3 separate regions of the Mus musculus genome follow, and all the other regions are linked to region 1. The links are chromatin loops, found by intact Hi-C in ENCODE. Cell type or tissue: left cerebral cortex. All regions are shown on one strand. Region 1 overlaps Dock10 (dedicator of cytokinesis 10). Region 2 has its middle 21 kb from the start of Gm34098. Region 3 holds the start of Mrpl44 (mitochondrial ribosomal protein L44).

Region 1 (2,500 bases):
CACTCACACAAGTTTTTCCATGCATATGAACTGAGAGGTCTAGAAGAAGAGGTTCTGTGTCTCAAGGCCTGGCTCTGGGTGTGGCATGTTAGTAGATGCTTGCTAGAGGTTGGCTGGAGAATGATAATGTATGTGAAGGCTGGCAATAGTTTAATGAGAAGATCCAAGAAGACCTTCAGTGGATTCTCTCAAATTAATACCATGTGATAGCAATTTGGGTTCTATTAGAAGACAGCTCTCAGAATGGTGGGGTTCACAAAGGCCTCCTGAACTGGGTAAACAGGTAAGTGTCTTGCTTTTCCTCCAGCTCTGCTTCTGAGCTCAGCTACTTCAACATTTTAACTGCTATTCAAAAGCATATGAACTATGGAAAAAGCAGAAGACTTGCTAAGTTGTTTCAAAAAATGATATAAATATTACTCAGGTAAAAGCTTATAATTGTGCTGAAGAGATGGCCTAGTGGTTAACAGTGCTTACTGCTCTTGGGTTGGGTTAGCAGCGCCCACATGGTGCTTTACAATCACGCTCTTGGGTTGGGTTAGCAGCACCCACTTGGTGGTTTGCAATCACCTGTAAGTCCAGAGTCCTGAGGATCCAATGCCCTCTCCTGACCTCTGTGAACACATGCATAATCATGGTGTTCATAAACTCATGTAGATACAAACATAAAAAAAAAATCCAAAACCTCACCAGCCAATCAACATGCAAAATATCTCAAGTATTTTGGCTAGTTCATTTCGCATGGAAAATTAAAAACAGTGCGTAGAAATAGGAAAAATCTAGTCAAGTCATATTGTGTGAACATTGTCAAGTCACACTGTGTGAACACTATCAAGTCACACTGTGTGAACACTCTCAAGTCACACTGTGTGAACACTGTCAAGTCACACTGTGTGAACACTGTCAAGTCACTGTGTGAACACTGTCAAGTCACTGTGTGAACACTGTTTGTTCACCTACCTTGTTGGAATCTTGAATTATTTTCACATTGTCTGCTCCAAATTTGTCTGCATAGAGCTTGAGAAGCCTTTGGGAGATCTCCGAGAGCCCTGTCAGCTTAGGCTCTTTGTAGATATACTCTTTACCTTCCTCCTCCTCAAAGAATCCCTAGGGGAGACACACAGAAAAACCACTGGCTTTATTAGAGAATTCCAGTGACAAATCACAACCAGACAAAAAAAAAATCCACATACTAAGGGGAAAAAAAAGTTCCCGTCTTTCATTTGTCAGAAGCCATTAATTAGCAGCCTATGAAGGTCAAACCAGAAAGGGAGAGAGTAATGAGCAGAGAATACTGTGTCATAATCAGACAACAGCATAAACATTCCCCCAGCCAGGCGAAGGAACGTCAACACATATCCTACACATATTTTTTCTTTTATTAGATATTTTCTTTATTTACATTTCAAATGTTATCCCCTTTCCTGGTTTCCCCTCCGAAAAACCCCTATCCCCTTCCCCCACTCCCAGCTTTTTGCTTGGACAAATCAAAGGAAGAATTTGTTTGCATATAAGTTGGAGGAAGAATGCCCTCTTGTGGTAGTCTTAAGTAGAACACAACATTTTGAGTGATATTCGACAGTTTTTAGACCATTCATTATCATTTTATGCCTTCTGTAAGTCTTTAAACGTAGCCCAGGTGACACCATATGGCACACACGGGTACCTAAATATGTCACTACATGTTCCTATACCATCTTGTTTGCAGACATCTGACACTCTGCAGTGTTAGTGTGACAGAAATTGAACATAGTACTCCCCAATTACAGCTCTTTAAAAGCACCCACATTAATATGTCTTTAAAGACTGTAGGGTATATGCTAGTTATATGTAACTTAATTACTCAGTTTTAAAACCTTTGAAAATATGGAGTTTGCAGGACTAAAAATAACACCTGAGCCATCATTTTTATTCCACGAGAGCCCAGTGGGCTTTAGCCGTTATAAATCTGTCTGGTTTGAAGCCAAGGAAAAAGAAGATTCTATTATCTGTAGATAACTAAGTGAGAAATTCCCTATAATTCATTCTCTTTGAAGAGACAGGAACATGTCTCCTTCTGACCCTGTGGAATAAATGTGGTCTCAGAATACAAGATGAGCTGAGCGAGAAGAGCCTACCCTATCGGTTTCTTCTGACGGCACAGTTTACCTACAAATAAGACTACTGAGTCCAAGAAGAAACAACACTTTTTTTTTTTTACATTGTTTTTGAGGGTTTGGGGAGATGGCTCAGTGGTTAAGCATTTGGAAACAAGTGAGAGGAGAGGAGATTTCAATCCATAGAAGCCAGGGCTTAGAAGCCCTTCTGTAATTCTCGTCCCAGAAGATGGGGTTAAGGTCCCTTTGATTAAACTGGCTAATAAGAATACCCACATCTGAGATCTCTGGGATTGTCTGAGAGACTCTGCCTCACTGAAAAAGGTAGAAATTTGATCAAAATGATTCTCTCTTCAGCCTCCATATGCCTGAGGACACAAGTGCATTTAGATCCCCAATACATG
Region 2 (2,500 bases), 260 kb before region 1:
ATAGGTCCTGATAACTGAACTCAGATCATCAGACATGGTAGCAAGCATCACTGCCACTGAGCCAACACCCATGTTCTATGTTAGAGAGCAACTGGAACAAAGAAACTAATCAATGTGAGAGAAATCTACATATCTCTTGATGTTATGCTAATCAACACATACCACATTATTAAAACAGAAGCTGCAAATCCCTCAGGTTCCAGAAAAAATAAAGCGTAACCTTATTTTAATGTTTATTTTTCGCAAAAAGTAAAAAAAATTAGTTTACTTGGTGTGATACACTACATAATGGCTTCCTCACAATGCTTACATGCTAATCCCTAGAGCAGCAGGTGTGATTTAAACTATCTTGAGCAGGAAGATTATCCTGATTTACCTAGTTGGGACTGACATAATATCTCAGCACTCTCCAAAGAAGACACGGTAAGGGTCAGATAGAAAGGAGAACAGGACAGAGGTGAAGATGGTACATGGCTGCAGGAAGAGTCTGAGGCAGTAGAGGTTGGAGATTGTAGAAAAGCCAGTGAAGGAAAAAGCATGAATTCTCCCCTCACGCCTCCACATGTACAAGGGAGACAACCTGCGGGGTAGTAATATTCACCATGTGACACAGTAAGAGTAGGAAGAACAGTAAGGAAAGTGTGAGGGGCTAGTCCACCCAGCAACTCAGGAGATCTGTGTTCTACATAGGAAACAACACATTCTACTGGATAAACAAATCAACTGAACACACTAATTATAATATCATATAGACGCTTATCTTTTATAACTGGTATGCCATGAAGACAGACTTCTCAGGAGGCTCCATTTGGAAGTGGTGCCCATTAGACTCCCAAATTCTTTTCTCCACGATGAGAATACATTTTAGTTTGTTCCAGTTACTATGACAAAATGCCAAAACCTGCAAAACTTCAACAGAAAATTGTTGAGCTTCTAGAAAGTGGAACAATGTTAAGGTGCAGGCAGGGGTGGTACTCACGGCATGCTTCATATAGGATGTCCTAATAGTGCCACTCCCTAAGACCCAAGAATTTAAGTACATGGGTCTATGGGGGTTCAAACCTATTCTTACCACCACATTATCTATGCTGGGGAGAGCTTGGTGAACAAAGTCTAAAGATTTGGGCCAGTGGAAACAGCCAGTGAGTTGACAGAAGGAATCTGGCCTGCAGAAGGAGTGGGGGCATCTCTGCAGACATTGCTGGAATCAGGTGCTAGAGACACTACATCCTGCTAACTTAGAGGGATTCCTCAAATGGTCTTACACAGGCAGCTCCAAAAGCTCCAAGAACAAAAGTCACACAGCCATTTTAGTAGAGCTGTTTGCTATGCCTGTACGTGCGTGCGTGTATGTGTTATGTCTAAAACGGGATGCGGCTGTAGCAATTTGGCTGGCAGTATCAGATAAGCTACTGAACCTACATTAAGGGCTTAAGAAAACCAGAGCTAGGGCTGGAGAGAGAGAGCATATCAAAGGTCCTGCCTGGGTTCACTTCCAGCAACTACTTGGTGACTAACAACTACCTGTAACTCTAATTACATGGGATGACTCCTTCTGGCCTCTGGTGGCATTTCACACACATGGTGCAGACACAGAAATAAAGATCATAAGCCTTTACAGGGCTACAGAAAGCTATACCTTGCTGGCACCTAGCACTGGGAGAGCTACCTGACCGAAAGCCAGTTTGTGAGCCAGCAGAGCTGGAACCTGACCAGAAATGTTCCTTGCTTCTCTGAGGTGGCTCATCAGTGCTTTCCACTGGCAAAGCTCAGTATCAGGGTAGGCAGGTGATCATCTTCAATAACCCAAATGGTCATCATGGGTATGCGAGGCCTTCAAAGGTTCTTCCCGCACTTGGGCTTTAAATGACACCCACAGAGACTGATGATTCTTACAGCTGCATGTGTAGCCCATCCTCTTCCCCAGGTCCCAGGTGCACAGCACGGTACTCCGTGATCTCTGGCTACAGAAATGGCAAGGTTCCACACTGACCCCTTGATACCCCCACTCTCAAATTGATCAATTTCCCTGTGCATTTAAACTACTCCAAAAAGAAAGTCTATTAAACATAAGTACAAAAGACAAACAAAACCAACCCCCTCCCTCCAAAAAAATTCCAACAAAACAAAACTACTTAACACCTCCTCCTAAGATGGGAAAATTTTTTTACAACTTCTCACAACAAAAGCCTTTACGTGACATCCTTTCCCCCACATTCCAGGGAATGTTGTTCCGAGGAGTCCACACTCCCATCATGGCCATTTAACCTCTGCTGGAGGCTGAGGACACAGTCACACCCCAGCAAGCGCAATGCTCCACAGCACTTCATTCATAACCCTTGCAATGGAGTGGAGGCTGTGGCTCTCCCTGTGAGCTTCACAGCCCTGGATTCCGTGGGCTCCTGCTACCATCTTGTCTGTCCCATCCCACCTGTCTTGTATTGTGCACCTGGGATGCCCTCTCCTAGCCATCTCCAGACAGTGTAGGCCTGTCTTCTTT
Region 3 (2,500 bases), 740 kb before region 1:
GCAAGCGTTTACTGAAAGGACCCTGATATAGCTGTCCCTTGTGAGACTAGGCCGGGGCCTAGCAAACACAGAAGTGGATGCTCACAGTCAGCTATTGGATGGATCACAGGGCCTCCAATGGAGGAGCTAGAGAAAGTATCCAAGGAGCTAAAGAGATCTGCAACCCTATCAGAGGAACAACATTATGAACTAACCAGTACCCCAGAGCTCTTGACTCTAGCTGCATATGCATCAAAAGATGACCTAGTCGGCCATCACTGGAAAGCGAGGCCCATTGGTCAGGCAAACGTTATATGCCCCAGTACAGGGGAACGCCAGGGCCAAAAAATGGGAATGGGTGGGTAGGGGAGTGGGGGGGGGGAGGGAGTGGGGGGACTTTTGGGATAGCATTGTAAATGTAATTGAAGAAAATACATAATAATAATAAAAAAAGAGAAAAAAAATGAACAAGCTGTTTGTGAAAGCAGGCACAAAGACCCTGGAGTCTAACTGGGTGAGTGCAGGGGAATTGTTTCCCTTGTATAAGAACCATACAGGTGCCTCTCAAGGAAAAGATGTTCACCATAAAAACTATGGGAAAAGAAGCAGAGACACTTCCATTTCTGACTTCAGGTCTTTTACTCATATTTTGTTAGGAAAGCTTCAAACGTTGATACAGATTTTTAAAAAAAAAACTTGTAATTTCACTGTTAATATTTTTATGTACCCCTCCTGGTCCCGAGTCTTCCCCTGTGGGAGGGGGGTAGGGTGGGAGGAAAGTAGTTGTTTTAAAATACAAACTTTAATTTTGGTTAAGTTAAACACACTTCTGAACGTGCTTTTGTAAGCGAGACTTTTTGGAAACGGTTGGGTGAAGCCTTAAACTTTGAAAACATTTCCTCAGTAGTGGCTGGAATGATGGTCTGCAACTTTTAAGACTGAATGTAAACAAGAAATGTTTTTCTTGTGAAAATTTAAGTGTTTTATTTAGAACTTTAAAAACTAGTTTTTGTTCTGCTTTAATGAGAAATAAACACAAGCGAGACTGATAGGGTCAAGCAACTGTTTCTCAACAATTTCTGCACCCATACTTACAGAATGGGCAGAAAGAAGCACTTGCGCACGCGCAGTACACTAGCCATGCTCCCTCTTCGGTGTCCTCCAGCGTTCAGGCCTCTCTCTGCTGCTGCACCAGTTTCCGGGGAACCGCGTTCGGGCTACACCGCTCCGGCTGTCTTCCTTCCGCCTCCTATTGCCTTGTTCTTGCCATGGCTTCTGCTGTATTCCGGTTGCTGCAGCAGGGCCCTCGCCGCCTATTGGCTCCGGCCGTCCCCACGCTGGCTCCTCCGGTTCGGGGAGTGAAGAAGGGATTCCGTGCCGCCTTCCGCTTCCAGAAAGAGCTGGAGCGATGGCGCCTGCTACGCTGCCCGCCGCCGCCAGTGCGACGGTAGGCGTCTCGGGAGGGTGGAGAGGCTAAGGTGGCGGCGAGGACACCAGGCTGCAGGCAACTGCGGTGGGCACGTTCCTGCAGGCAGCATGGGGCAGAGGAACTGGGCGACAGGGGCTGGGCTGTCCCCTGCAGAATCTCACTAGCTGAATATAAGCAAATGGGGTCGACCAGAGGGTAACTGCTTGGGATTGGGATTGACCCAATTTTGTCACTTCCTAATCTCAGGCCAATTGGGTATTTTAAAGAGGAATAGGGTCATCAATTCTACCATATTGCGTACCAGGGTAGAAACATTTAATTCTGTGTGTAACAGAATTTCATGTCCACTGCCTGGAGTGAGGATAAAAGTTTAGGTTTTTTATCTAATTAATCTTCTTGCCTGGGGGCGGGGGGGGGGGTTGTCGGACAAATCAAAACAGCCAACAACAACAACAACCTCAACAAAAACCCCACAGATTTTTCTAAAGTGCATCATGCTTATATACGATCCTGCATCATGCACTTTCTGTATACTCTGTCTTAGTGGGCAAAAGTACACGAAGATCAACTTCATTCTTACAGTTTCTTTGGCATTTGACTTCCGTTAGATTGTTAGAACACCAAAGAAGCAGGAACTGTCTCTAGTTAGCTAGTTATTCCTGAGCTGAGACTTTGATTACTATTTTAATATTGCCCTCCAGGAGAATATTAATCCCCTTTACACTAACACCAGTGAGAATACACCTTCTATTGCACAATTATTGTGGTTTAATAAGCAAGACTCAGAATCATGTCTTAATTTACATTCCCTTGCCCAATAGACAGGTGGGTATTTTAAGATTAATGAGTTAAAATTGGAAAAAACTATAGAAAACAAATTTAGATTTATGATTTTAAACTTAGATCTATTTTTCTTCTCTCTTTTAACTTTAAAGGATTTTATTGTGGCATTATTTTTCTCTAGGAAAAGACATTTAATTTTCTCTAGGAAAAGGCATTTAATTCTTGGAATTGTGTGTCTGTACAGTGTACCTGCACACACCAGGCCATTGTGTCAATTACCACTACCACTGAATTAGAACAGCCTCAACC

Evidence for each region. Peaks named below come from ENCODE experiments on the same cell type or tissue, not always from the same donor. Only the 100,000 strongest peaks of a DNase experiment are listed, where the experiment ranks them.
Region 2: a loop joins it to region 1, with 2.2 times the contacts of the local background. A loop is called at or near these places in 3 of 42 quality-filtered maps.
Region 3: it touches region 1 in a loop (5-fold over the local background); 13 of 42 quality-filtered maps call a loop at or near these places.

Annotation. Positions count from the first base shown.
Region 1 is chr1:80,514,529-80,517,028 of GRCm38, forward strand. It overlaps Dock10 (dedicator of cytokinesis 10), which reads right to left. Exons shown (of 56, transcript NM_175291.4): 51 at 961-1,107. Among named protein-coding and RNA genes, the nearest start is that of 1700016L21Rik, 70 kb to the left of the region's middle. In left cerebral cortex, a CTCF peak has its summit at 1,550 (motif pointing left); a DNase peak (open chromatin) is centred at 1,555.
Region 2 is chr1:80,256,528-80,259,027 of GRCm38, forward strand. No RefSeq gene overlaps it. Among named protein-coding and RNA genes, the nearest start is that of Gm34098, 21 kb to the left of the region's middle. In left cerebral cortex, no CTCF peak of the experiment used is centred here; a DNase peak (open chromatin) is centred at 1,324.
Region 3 is chr1:79,774,886-79,777,385 of GRCm38, forward strand. It overlaps Mrpl44 (mitochondrial ribosomal protein L44), which reads left to right and starts at 1,133. Exons shown (of 4, transcript NM_001081210.1): 1 at 1,133-1,426. The coding sequence starts at 1,248. It also overlaps a transcript of Wdfy1 not described here. In left cerebral cortex, a CTCF peak has its summit at 1,359; a DNase peak (open chromatin) is centred at 1,183; H3K4me3 peaks cover 1,485 bases; H3K27ac peaks cover 449 bases.